2 separate regions of the Homo sapiens genome follow, and region 1 is linked to region 2. Evidence: chromatin contacts called from ENCODE Hi-C data. All regions are on one chromosome and are shown on one strand. The core of a region is the stretch at or near the end of the contact, and the rest is flanking DNA. Distances in the headings are between cores, read along the strand shown. Region 1 has its middle 130 kb from the start of OSTN. Region 2 holds the start of CLDN16 (claudin 16).

Region 1 (7,401 bases), core at 4,458-6,957, 680 kb before region 2:
TACAGAATGAAGGGTAAATGTGAAATGGCAAGGAAAAAGTCTTGTGACTTTGATATCTCAGAAGAATTTAAGTGGATTTGGCATTGAGCCAAAGGTCCAGAGGAAGGGCAGGAAATTGACAGGCAGAAATGAAGAGGACACACGTGGTTGAAGGCTAAATAAGCAGAGTCAGGGAGATGAGAGGTAGAAAGCACATTTGGCAAAGTCTAGAAATAATTTTCATTGTCAAAGCTGATGAGTGGGGGGTGGTTTGGGGGAGTGGGTGACTGATGTCTAGTGGGTAGGGGCCAGGGATACTGCTAAACATCCTGTAATTCACAACATAGCTCCTCACAACAAATAATTATCTGGCAGGAAATACCGACAGAGCTGAAATTGAGAAACCTTGCTCTAATACAAACTCTTCTACTGACTTAGTATGCCAGTTCACCACTGGGAACGGTTTTAACCATCTAAATTTAACAACTTAACCATCACACTGCTACTTTATGCCAGAGCTCTCTGTGCTCTACCTGCCACCAGTGATGGAGTCATTGTTAGTTGTTGGGGGTTGGGTCATCCAGCATGATGATCCCATATCTATGTCTGCTCTCTCCAATCACTTCTGGCCCAACCGTTGCAGCTTGAGTTTACTGTGAAGCATACTCTGACTCAGAGATTAGTGTGAAGGAAATTTGTTAAGGAACGTTCTTGTGGTCAACCCTGTAGAAGGAAAGTAAGAAATCAGGATTATGCAGAGAAAGAAACTGAAATTCTGATATAGTTACAACAGAGGCCTCAACCAAACTACATGAAGTTCTGAAATGGAGACAATAGTTCATAGATGTCCTGAGATGGGGTGATAGGACAGAAAGAATCTTTATACTCGTGTATCAATTAGTTATTGGAAACAGGCTGTAGGAAGAAAGTTGCATGACCTTGTATGAGGTGACTCTCTTCAGCCTAGGCAACTTTTTAAATGTGCTGGAAGCTGGAAAATTTCTTCTGACAGTATTTCCAGGAGCTGAAGTAAGTTAATTATCTTGAAGGGAGATATGACTGTGAATTACTGCATCTACCTCATTGCCTTAGGTACTTTAGTAAATAATTACAATCTTTTCCTATACATTTGTTTAAAGGCAAATGAAAATATTATAATAGCAATTCTAATGATGCTCTGACAATTCATTGCCTACTTTCCTCATCTCCTTTTTCTTCCCTTAAATGTGTATGTCATCTAATAATTGCATGAAATCCATTCTTCTTTTTCTTCTTCAGGAGGGAGGTGGAATCATCTGAAAATTCTATGTGCTGATCAATCTCAAATTTCCATCTTTAAATACTTTCCCACATATTTAACTGCACTGAATCTTATTATACTGGTGGAGAGAGAGAAAAAACAACAACAACAACAGCAACAAAGAAAAAACAACCCCTGACATTGAAATGCTGACTTGGCACTCTCAGCTAGCGATATAATTCTCCTATTAAACATAAACAATTTTACAACATACTAATTCCAGAGAAAGGGTACATTGAGGCCATGATAAGATGAGAAAAAGCAAGGCTACTTACGTCATCATTTTGTCTAAGCACAGACAAAAACAAGATCACTGTAATATCTATCAAAAACTCAACTCCTCCTTTCTTGTCCTAAAGAAATAACCTCTATTTTTTACCAAGGATAATTTTATCATCATTCTGGTCTTCTCTCTCTGTCTCTCTCTCTCTCTCTATACATATATCAGATTTGTTAAGATGCGCAATCACAGAATTACCCTGCTTTCTGAAATTCCCACTTCCTTTCACCTTCTCCTAAACTCTCTTTCAAAACAAAGTCTAAACCCTATATTAAGTTCTTTCTACCACCGTCTCATGGAGACACACCATGATTCCCCATGAGACACGTCATGATTTCCCATTGCAATGAGTAATAAAACTAGTTTGTTCAATATAGATATGCTTCTGGTGTTTTTCTGGCTGAAAACATTGACAATAGACAGTTTGCTTACACTCACTGATGCTGAAAGCTTAACTGATATGATCCCTTAAAAGGACTGGACTTTTGCAGGAGAGAAAAGCCACTGAAATTAGATTCTGATAATTTGGCTGGACATCGTTTGTTTAGTTTTTATAGCTGTGATCATTCTGGCAAAATACTAGTTTTCTCTAATTGTTGGTTTCTTAATCTATTTGAAGGAATATTATTATATGGCGAGTTATTAATGTGGTTAATCCAGGCATTAACAAATATTTAACTCATGTCACCTTATGTAAGATTCTGTGCCCAATATTTGAGATAAAATGGAGAGCAAAGCAGACATGGACTTGCCCTCACAAAGATTAAAATCTAATGAAGGAGACAAATATTACTGAAATAACTGCCAAAAGCACGTGCAAAATTACAACCGTGGTAAGTGAAGCAAAGGCTAAAGCATGATTAAAGCATCTAATAGATAAATCCAACCTGGTTATAAAAAGAAAAAAACCTGAGCTGATGATATCTTATGGAAAATTAAAAATTAACTGGTGACATGAAGTAGTGGAGAAGACCATACTACACAGATAATAATGTGCAGAGGTTTATGCTGAGAGGACTCTGAGAAAGGATAAACATGCCACTGTTGCCCAAGTTGAGAGAGCAAGGGGGTAGGATCCAAGATAATGTCTAAAGGACAGGCAGGCAGGGACTGATTACATAGGCCATGTTAAAAATGTTGGCCTGTATCCTACCAGCTAATTCCTAGGAGCCTCTGGGTATTCTGGGTAAATTGCAGGACTCAACGAATAGTTGTTCCATTCTATTTGTATGTCATCTATGCTTTTCAATTCCATTTAAAACTGATAAAACTCATTCTTCTGAACTGGAATTGATGCAGCAGAGTTGGTCAGACAGCAAAGACAATTTCTGAGGACACTGCTTGATAATGTTTTCTGTGTCTTTAGGAAAAGCCTCTGTCTTGTAAAGGCATCTTAGTTCTGTCCACTCAGAAGACTCAGTAGCTATTGTATACGTATGTTCAAAAGGAATCATTTTTTCTATCCATTCACATTAATGAATTTAGAATAGTAAATGGACTTAAAAACTTTAGGGAGTCTTTGGACAATTTTATCTTTTACCATCCTACTCCAAATTTTATATTTGGGAAATTCAACCTGAATAATGAATATGTAGGGCAAAAACCAGGTTAGGATTTGGCCACTAATTCCCTTCTGAAAAGAAATGCATTGAAATTTAAGGAGTATATCAGGTGCTGCTCTACCCTAGTAGTTGGACAGGTATCTAACATGAAGCCTTGGAAATCAGTGCCATATAAAATGCCTGAATACAATTTAACAAATGAAACAGCAAATTAAATTAATAATAACAGAGAGAAGGCTCTTCATATAGACAGCAAGGGTGTGACTGGCATTTTTACCATATTCTTTCCCTTCTATCTTGATTAATTTTTCTTTTGCTGAGAAAAATTTTGTAATTCACATGGAGTCTTATGTTGTTTTTCACAACAAATTCTGCCCAATACAGTAATGTGACATTATTTTTTCCAGAACAGCAGAAGGTAGCTTAGATGTCTTATTCTCAATTTTCACAGTTTGTTTTCTCAGGATCGTAAATGTATTTTGCATATGAGAAAGATTTAAATGCTAGAGTTGGCTGTTCTTATTATTTCGTTGAAAACAAAAGAACGTTTGGATGTTCTATGTTTTTCCAACTTTACAGCTGTTTGCCCTCCTTTTGTTTGGGTCATTTCTTATAAACTCATCAAAATAGGGAAGAGGTAATTATTAAAAATGATTCCCCCATATATTTTAAGATAATCAATAAATCGGTTTTTTATCCACAATGTGTCTTGGTAATTCTGAAGGCTGTGTAGTTGGAGCTATCTAGGTGGGTTAGTGCTTCCTAAATCTGGTGACATTAACTGAGTTGAGGTCTAGAATTTTTCAAGCTGCAAAAGTGATTTAGATATATAGCAAGTCATTAGAACCAACAGACCAGAAGATCAAGTTACTTTCCAATTCTGAAATTGTATGATTCTAAACTATCAGCCTATGGCAGGGTTCATTTTAAGATGTCAAATTTTACTGTGATGTTCTGGTTTTGAGTTCCCTTTCATGGGAGAGTGCATGGTTTCCCAGGCGTTACAATGTTTTAACACAGGTACCTCAAAGAACATCTTGTTAAGAAAGTTTTAAAATGACTAACAGGAAAACTGTGCTGAGTTTATTAGTCACTGTGCCTTGTAAACACTATAATGATTCATTCTAGTGAATAATTCCAAGGTTTAAACTCCTGGTATTCCAGGAGTTGTAGGTATGAGTTGGAGATGGGATAACCTAAAAAGAAAGGCAAAATTATAATTTTCACAATTTGGGGTTATAAAGTACTCTGATCTCTCAGTCTAGCCACTATAAATCTACCTTTGCTTGGATTTAATTGATTACTTCATAATGGTTATCTTAACCATACTAAAACCTGTGAAATCAGACATCTTAAAACGTGTTCCAAGAAACATTTCAATTCAGTCTGAAAACCATCTCAAATAGTCTCAGAGATGTGATTTCTACTCAGAACCTTGGCCTACCACTGCCCATACTCCTCCTCTGACACACTTACAATATTGCATTGCTTTGGTAGGGTGCTAGTGTGCATGATTTGTCTTTCTTTTACAGAGTCAGTTTTTTAAATGCTTGCATTGTTCCTTTTTTGTTTTTTGTTTGATCTCTACATTCAATTAAATTAAACCAGAAACCAGGTTCTCATCTGAGCATCTGAGTTCTGTGAATAATTTCCTATGAGGCTCTCAGAAATTAATACTTTAGTCAAAGCTTTTCTTTGCAAGCAACAAAATTATATATGACTAATTTAATCTGAGAAAGGATATGAAAACAAGGATATTCTATATCTCCAAGAAGACACAAGATCTAATGTTAGAGCCTATGAAGCCAAAACAAGCCTGAAACCATATCACAGAATGATTCTCATGATAATACTAGGATTGTACCATTAATGCCATCCATACTGGACACTGGGTTTACTGTTACCTGAAAGCCTCCCTTGCCAGCATGATTTTCTTCTCTCTTCTACATAGCTAGTTCCTGAATCCACACTTGAAACAATATACAAGTTTATGTGCCTATACTTTCATCCGTTTAAGAAAGGAGGACAAGGAAATCAGTATTTGGATTTTTTCTTTTTGCTTCCCTTTATAAGGGGAAAGATTCCCTAGATATAGAAAAGAAGATGTGATTTTGGGTAGAAAATAGTCTACTCTAGACATCTTCTTTATTGTTCAAATTCAACATATAACCTTCGGAAACAGTAAAATTATTTCCCTAGCTATCATAAGGCAGCTATATCTTATGCAACAAACGATACACTTCTGCTCTATCAGCTAAATTCTATTTCAGTCAGGACGCTTTTGTCTGTGAATGACAAAGAACTCAACTCCATTGGCATGAGACAAATGAATTTATATTCTTACGTAACAACACACATAGAGATAAAGCTGTTTGTTAATTTAGTAGCTCAGTGAGGCCAGAGAGCAGGAGAGGGATAGCAAGAGAGGGAAGGAGAGAGAGAAAGAATGGTTTCATATCTGAGAAAGAACAGTTTCATATATTTGTCCAGGACTATGACTTTTGCATATGCCTAAATGAATCACCAGCAAAAGACATGGAGTTACACTGATTGGTTTAGACTTAAATCACCCTCTTGAGGCAGTAGAGGACTCATCATTCCTGAGCATATTGTTGTTCAATAAGTAGGGCGGGGGTAGTCAGAGTTCTGAAATGTAAAACGGTATCTTTGTAGGCAGTGTCTGCCACTTTTGATGCTACATTTTTTTTCAGTTTTCTGGATATACAAAAGAAAGAGAGTGACCAAAATTTTCTCTAAAATTTCTTAAATATTTAAGTAGGCTCATTTAAGAAAAATACATGGGTGCAATCTTTAAAAGTCATTAAAATCTAATGAGGGATATAGACACATGATTCCAATTCAAAGCAGAGTGAGGTATAGACTTTATAGAGATACAGGTTATAATGGGATTATTATATTAATGATGGAATATATAATTGCCTGTATACCATAAGTGCTTAATAAATATGAATCAAAAGTAAAAAGTTTCATAACATTAAGGATATGGTATGAAGATCATACAGGACTTTAAAAATCACTGACTCTGATTAGATTGAAAGAATGTTCCTATTCCTTTCATTTTAAAATTTATAAAATAACTGATGGCAAAAAGATTTTTTGGGTTTATTTTTGCTACGAGTCTTTTTCTTAGAATTTCCACTAATACATACTCAAAACAATCTAACCCGTGTTGCAGATTATTTACAATTATTTTTATTTTGAATGGGGGTATCATATTTTGCATTTTGATACCAAATACTTCTGAGGTGTTTTTTTTTTTAATTAATTAATTTATTTTTTTGACTGTTCTTGCTGTGTCACAGGCTGGAGTACAGTGGTGCTATCTCAGCTCACTACAAACTCCGCCTCCCGGGTTCAAGCGATTCTCCTGCCTCAGCCTCTTGAGTAGCTGGGACAACAGACGCGTGCCACCATGCACAGCTAATTTTTGTATTTTTAATAGAGACAAGGTTTCACCATGTTGACCTGGATGGTCTTAAACTCTTGACCTCATGATCCACCCGCCTTGGCCTCCCAAAGTGCTGGGATTACAGGGGTGAGCAATAATATTTTTAAAATAAGAACTACATTTATCCATCTATTTATTTAATAAGCATTTATTGAGTGCCCAGTATATGCCTGGATTGATTGTCCTTGACATTATTCTAATACTGACTTTGCAGAGGCACACAAAACACACAAGTTTCCGTCATCAAGGTAGATAATGATCTCCTCAAAAAAAGAAGAAAATTTCTTTGAAAAAAGAGTGAAGAAAGAAATAGATAAGATAAATTGAGAGTCCTGTGCTGGACATGAGGGGAACTAAAATGCGTAGGCCAAAGATCTGTGACCTCATGAAGATTTAAAACCTATGAGCAAATAGAAGTTCAAAGCAGGCAGGTACCACATGGCTTTTGTTCAACAATGTGTTGCAAACACCTAGCATATGCCTGCAGATAGTAAACATAAAATAAAAAATTAACAAGTGAATAAATGGAAGAGATGATAATATATACATTTAAATGTTTATGATCAAAATTTTGATTTCTATATTTATGATTCCTCATCTTAAGTAAATAAATTGTTGAATTCATGGTTGAAAGTGTTAGTAAAACTTTAAAAAGGGTAACTCTAGTGCTTGAAAAGTCAAATTGGAGAATAGAAATAAATGACTATTTTTCATATTCTTATTTTTGATCCATATCTATTTTTACATTTTATTCATCCCTTTTATTCAAAAATATTAATGTGTTAGGAAAGGTTATTTTCTTTGAATTCGT
Region 2 (6,907 bases), core at 2,324-4,823:
GTGGTAGGCAAAAAGAATATCTGAGCTTTTTCTGCCTCCTTCTTTGTGTTGCCCACTTTAGTCCTCTAACAAGCCCTGAGCTTCTCCTCTCTTTGCACTTTTGCCACTCTGTCCCCTTATCTGAAAGGCCCCTGCTGCCATTTCTACAATTTGAAATGCTTTACATCGTTTCAAGGCTTTGCTCAAATGCCTTTTCTTTCATGAGACCTGCTTCGATGGCCCTGATAGGAAGTAATCATCGCATATTTTCTTCCCCAATGATACTTCGTTTATTTCTTGCTCAAAATATGAATTTATTTATGCTTTTTATTATAGTTTCATGTGTATCTTTGTTTTCCCCTCATTAAATGTGCACTCCTGAGAGGCAGGAGCAATTTTTGCTTTATCTTTGTCTCTTCTAGTAGGAGTAGCATCATTCCTTTTATATGATATAATTGTATATATTTTTATACTGAATTGAACCACAAAACTCTTCTTCTAAATCCCGTGCCAACATCATCCAAATATACTAAAAAAAAAAAAAAAAACTGGAAAAGTATAATACTCCTTCTTATTTAAATTGTCTATTGGTATTCCTTTTTTTTCTTAAAAAATCAAAACAAAACAAAACACTTGTTTCGTTGACTTTTGTCCAACAATGGATTAAAGTGAGCTGCTGTGGTGGTTCACTCCTATAATCCCAGTACTTTAGGAGGCCGAGGCAAGAGGATCACTTGAGGCCTGGAGTTGGAGACCAGCCTAGAGAACAGAGAAAGTCCTTGTTCTTACAAAAAATTTTTAAAATTAGCCAGTTGTGGGGACATGCACCTGTAGGCCTAGCTACTAGGGAGGCTGAGGTGGGAGGATGACTTGAGCCTAGAAGTTTGAATCTGCAGTGAGATATGATCACACCAGTACACTCTATCCTGGGTGACAGCGTGAGACCAAATCTATAAAAAAATAAAAATAAAAACATAAAGTGAGTTGTTATATGGACCAAAGGTGATATATAAATGAGGATGGCGGCAAGAAAAGAGAAGAGCAATTGAGCTAGCATCAGAACCTTCAAATTTGTGGAAAATATAAGTTTCTATCCTGGCCTGTTGAAGTAGCAATTATTATAAGAGATTATTGTCTCTTTAAAAATATTGACAACTAAAGAGATTGTTGAAAGAGAAGGGAGCCGGATTTGTTACAGGGTTCTTCTTCTTCTTCTTCTTTTTTAAGATGGAGTCTCGCTCTGTCGCCAGGCTGGAGTGCAGTGGCACAATCTCGGCTCAGTGCAACCTCCTCCTCCCTAGTTCAAGCGATTCTCCTGCCTCAGCCTCCTTAGTAGCTGGGACTACAGGCCCCTGCCACCACACCCAGCTAATTTTTGTATTTTTGTTAGAGATGGGGTTTCACTATGTCGGCCAGGATGGTCTCAATCTCTTGACCTGTGATCTGCCCGCCTCGGCCTTCCAAAGTATTGGGATTACAGGCATAAGCCACCATGCCCAGCCTCTTCCTTTAAATGTGAAGGCTTCTTGGGAATATTATAGCAATACATTTTAAGTATGGGAAATAAGAAGGAAGCTAAGAAATATTAACTATTTTTCAAGGTTAGCAAGGGTTTACTTGAGGTGTGTAACCTGGACTGCTCATTCCATTCGTTTTAACTAGAAGTATTCTTTCATGGGACAGATGGCAAATTGGTTGGTTATACTAAAATGAAAGAAGACACTTTAAATTCCAGGACTCTCAATCTCTCTCTCAGCAAGGTTTGACCCTTTCTAAAACTATTTCTTATCAAATGAAGTTAGCAATTATGTCAGCTTAAGCAGAAAGACTTTTAAATTGTTTTAGAAAATATTTTAACAATGCCCCTAGATGGGATTTTACATTTTTTTGTATTTTAAAAAACATAATTATAATTATGCTCAAGTTAAACATATTTCTGTATTCATCACCTACCACTGGCCATCTAGATAATGGCAAACTAATGACAGCAGAACGTTTTATCTGCACTTTTCCCTGAGCACTGTTCAAAGGGCATTTATTTCATTCTTTGCATATATTCATGGCCAGATAAAATGCATCACTGGGCTCACTTATAGCAGACATCCTTTACAGTAGTTCAATTCTATCACAATTTTTGGAAATGTAATTTTCTAGCATTAAAGAGGTATTCCTAACTCCATTGGTTTTGAAATGCCATGTTCAAGTCAGAGGCAAATTAAAAGCAAGAAAAAGCGAGCAGCAAAAATAATGCACAGCAAAATAGAATCATTATTACTTTCCATTTGGAACTCCAATTTGAGAGTTTAATAAAGAAAATTAGAAGAAAAATATATAAACTCAGTCGAGTATCTTTCTTAAACTTTATAGAGGTGACATTATAGCATTTGCTAGGGTAAATTGTTCCCTTCAGGATGCACATTAAAAAGCAAATTGTTTTGCTATATACTCCTTTTTTTGAGCTCTTGAAATATTGTTTCTTTTTCTTACCTGTGTTTTCCTAAGCCTCATTAATGAACAGCAGCTAATTCTGAAGATTTGATTTTTTACTCAGTTCTGCCTCTCTCAGATTCCTATGGCCACAGGTAATGGTTTTGAACTTCAAAATTACTTCTTTCTGAGCTTCTCCAGCGAGAAAAATAAAATCCTCAAATGTGAACCCACTCACTCATCTTTTGAATAGTAGTCAGTTCCCTAGAGCAACTCATTTTAAGGGAGGATTTAAATCCATGCCTGTCCCCCGTACATTGGGATGCACTGGAAAGACATTTTCTCCCTCAACATTTTTTCTTTTACTTGGAAATCATTAAGATAATGTTTTTTCCTCTTGCATGTTAATTGGGTAGGTTTTGCATGCCTTGCATTTTCTTTCTCAACGTTTTAGATTATTAACACTCCTTAAAAAAAGTCTATCACACTATTCTTAATGCTGTCATCAAGAGTAAAAAATTTATCTTAGAAAAAAGGGTGGTACTGAAATGTTACTCAATATGATATATGCAGCAATGGAAGACGTGAATTTCTGGAGGTCTCAGTAGCAGAGATCACTTAATTACCCTTGTGGAAATTTATCCTTGTGAAAAAAGGAGGAACTATTTAGTAACTTCATCTGTTTAATGGGATAACAAGACCTACCTCATAAATTAACTATGAGGATTAAATGAGCTAATAATGTAAAGACTCAATAAATAGTCCATGTTGCCTATTTTTGGTATCATTAGCCTTAGTAAAGATACTGAATGTTGTACATGGCAGTTGGGACTTAGCGAAAATTTGGGCTGGCCTGGATCATGAAAAGAAGCTGCTATCTTCTTACCTCCAGAGAGTCATCAGCATTCACCATCCAACAGTCAGTCCAGGTGGCCACAATCAAAAACCCAGCAGAGAAAAAGGCAAAGAAGCAAGCGATGTATTGAAGAAGATCCCTCATTGTGGCAAGCAGCCCATCAGGATGGCAACATGGGCAGACACCAGCCCTGGCCCCACTTAAGTGGCGGGTGTCAGTCTTCTGTGTTTCTGGTACCTGGCAATGTGAAAATACTGGTCTTTTACTTTTTCTCACGCCCTGCTGCAGGTGTCTTGAGTTGCAGTAAGAATAATACAAACAGGCTGTAACCAACAGTGGGGTCCTGGAGGTCATTATCCGAAGCAACCAGCCTCCAATCAGAAGGCAGGTCAGTGCAAGGGCTGAGTGTGTTTCGGGTGGGGGAGAGAGGAGTTCTGTAACGTTTTCTGACCCAACTGTGGGCTAGTGGTGGTCACCAGACCAAGTGCCAGTGCCAAGACGGGGGAAGGAGGAAGGGTCCCACCCCATGCTGGAACCTGTAAACTGATCTTTCTTAGGCCCTCTAGGGAGAGTGAGCTATTCTCCTCCCCACTCGGAAGAAGGCTACACGGTTGACTGAGTGTTATTTTATTGTTAGGACTATTTTAATATTCGCCGACTACTTTAGACAGACAGGCCACTGGTGAAACTATGCTAAACAAGTGCTCGCTCAAGGGAGTCTGCATTCCAAAGTGTTGCGTAGAACAGCCCCATGAAGGACTTGTAGCACCTGGGCAGTAGGGACAGCCAAGGCTCCTAACCTTTCAGCATCGTAGAGTGGGAACAAGTGTGCATTTTAATGCAGACAGCTCTGGGTGGAAATTCTTGCTCTGAATTTATGGTCTGAGAGCCCTTGGGCTGTAGTTTCTGAAAATGCATGTATTAATATTTTCTTTATATAATGCTTGTTCTTCATATGAGGAATAAAAGATATTGTGCCTGTAAGTCGCTTAGAATAGCATCTGTCAGTAATAGCTAAATGGAAAATATTAACATGACTAAGAATTTCCTATATTATTACTTTTCCCTCATGGACCAATGTTTGAAAACGCGTCTAATGAAGAAAAAAAAACTGTTATATTAGGAAGAAAGTGTGTTTCTTTTTTGTAAAAAAAAGTTTTTAATATGTAACTGGGGCAACTGGAATTTTATCTGTATCTGAATAGGTATCCTTAATGGGTCTACAAATTCCATAACCAATACTCTTTAATATGCTTTAAAAAGCACATATATCAACATTTTCTCTTCATCAGGTAGACTTCTATATACTAAAATAAAAATTTTGAATGAGAACAGTAAAAACAAAGTGGTGATTCTTAATGTAGGAGAGAATGTCAAAGGGGAGACAGAGTGAGAGAAAGAAATTGGGAGGGAGAGAAAGAAAGGAGCAGAGAAAAGGCCAGAAAGAGGTAATTACTCTGGCATGAATCAGCTACTAAGATTCTTATTTTACCAACAGCTTATAAAAGGATTACTTTTTTCCATTTGAAAATTATTTGATCATAATATACAGTATAAAAGGCTAAAATCAGTATTGATAAACCATTTTTCAAAATATATTACAATAATAAACTTTTTGTGGCTAAACTTTGTTTTTTCTAATTTTAATTCATTTTATTCAAGTATATAAAACGTAAATTTAAATGTAAAAGCTGCATGGAAAACCATAGGTGGAATATAAGCTTAATTATTTCTATACATAGGGTCTACAGTACCACCCCTGCTATCCAGAATTTCCCTTTTGAGGCTTCAGTTACCAGTGGTTAATCATGGTCTGCAAAAATTACATGGGAAATTTCATAGATAAACAATTCATCAGTGGTAAATTGAACACTGTTCTGAATAGCGTGATGAAATCTCAAGCCATCCCACTTCACATGGGATATGAATCATCCCTTTGGCCAGCATTTCCACATTGTATGCACTACCCACCCCTTAGTCACTTAATAGCTGCCTCGGTGATCTGACCTACTGTTGCGTATAGTGTGTGTAGGATCCAGTACTGTCCTTCGTTTCTGACATCCACTGAGGGTCTTTGAACATATTCCTCAAGGAGAAGGGGTGATTACTGTACACATTAGCGATCGTTATAACTATCTGCGAGGTACATTACAGATGCTTTTATTTTACTTATTTTGTTTAACAGTTGGAAAAAAAATACCTGTTTTTTAAGTGCTCATTCAAAGAATGTCATTGCCCACGGAATACAAACATGCTGCTTTGGTGAGTCACAGAGAATCTTTCCCTGTGCCCTAAAATCTGAAATGCTATTAAGATTTACTCTGCTGATCTGGGAGAGCAAACCAATTCCAAAAGCACATGCCCTTTGCAGGAAAAGTCCTGGACTTGTTGCTGACATTTCACACAGGGACTTTTCACAGTGTACTTTACCTGCTAACAGTGCACTCCAAGGCAGTAGTTCTTCAACCTGAGTGTACACTGGACTCTGTAAGGCCACTTGTTATAAATGCAAACCCAGGAATTCCACTCCCAGACATTTGGATTCAGGAAATTGGGAGTGGAAGCCAGGAATTCATATTTTACATGTGTTTTGTATAAAATTCTGATTTTGAAACAGATGGCCATACTTTGAGAGATGAGTTTAGAACAACAAAAGAAAAACAATTTTTTAAGAGTTATATACTACAAATCACAGACAAAGTTTTAGAAAAGAGGGTATCAGAATTCCATCTTTGCTACAAACTCTTCCCTAACTAGCACCAATAGGTCCCAAATCCAAATATCAGAACTTAATGGAAAGAAATAAAGACCAAAAAATGCTAAGCATATGCATTCTCATATGCAAACACACACATGTGCATACATATCTCTGGAAATCATAGATTCTTTCACAAAAAAAAAAATCTAGACTATAGCATTCATTCGCTCCTAATGGTCACTGAACATTGTATGTGATAGGGAGTGGGGAATTATTCAGGTGGCTATAGAATTGTTCCTGAATTTAAGTTTACTACTCTTAGAGAATAACATAAAACATTCAGGCTTGCATGTGAATTTCTGTGAGTGAGGCCATAATGTAATAGGAGATACAAAAAGGAGAGTCATGCAAACTGATAGAGCAGTAAACACTTCATGGATGGGATGTGAGTGCACTTCTAAGAAATGTGTAGGGTGTTGTGAGGATGGAGGGCACAGATGCAGAATAAACTGCTCACCAATCTATATAGACACATCTCTTTTGCATTCTGACCCTCCCTAGGCTTCAACATTTTGGTTTATCAACTCTTTTATAGTTTAATTCCATTCCATCCAGCACACATTTATGAACAGTGTACTCTGACTCTAGTACTTTCTCTTGGGACACAGAGAAAATAAACGGTTGGAAGAACTCATCCTAGTCCTTGAGAGGTTTACTCTTCAGTGAGTGGACCAGAAGCAGGAAGTAAAGAACTCCATTCAGGTAATTCTGACAACAGTCTTAAGCTATAATACCACTCCCAATAAGAGTATATAGGCATATTAGTTAGAAATATGATGTGTTTTCCAATTTATTATAAACATGAAGAAAAGTTATTACTGTGTGTTGCTCAATAAGGTTTACAAAATATTTTCAGATATATTATCTCATCTAAGCTCTGTGAAGAC

The links. Hi-C counts contacts between places; a loop is a spot of excess contacts on that map. Pooled maps may share reads with other maps.
Region 1: a loop to region 2 is called in a map of PC-3, with 3 times the contacts of the local background. The contact joins the enhancer-like site here to the promoter of CLDN16 in region 2. A Hi-C loop is called at or near these places in 5 of 168 maps with a recorded cell type or tissue (Calu3, HepG2, MCF 10A and 2 more) and 10 of 50 pooled maps.

The regions. Positions count from the first base shown.
Region 1 is chr3:191,063,642-191,071,042 of GRCh38, reverse strand. No RefSeq gene overlaps it. Among named protein-coding and RNA genes, the nearest start is that of OSTN, 130 kb to the left of the region's middle. Within about 2 kb of position 5,707, at least 2 of the 41 ENCODE cell types and tissues checked have a DNase peak (open chromatin) inside an H3K27ac peak, as active enhancers do; they include PC-3, where a contact is called at or near this core.
Region 2 is chr3:190,384,829-190,391,735 of GRCh38, reverse strand. CLDN16 (claudin 16) reads right to left here and starts at 3,573. Exons shown (of 5, transcript NM_006580.4): 1 at 3,293-3,573. The coding sequence starts at 3,406. RefSeq lists an enhancer at 5,022-5,316.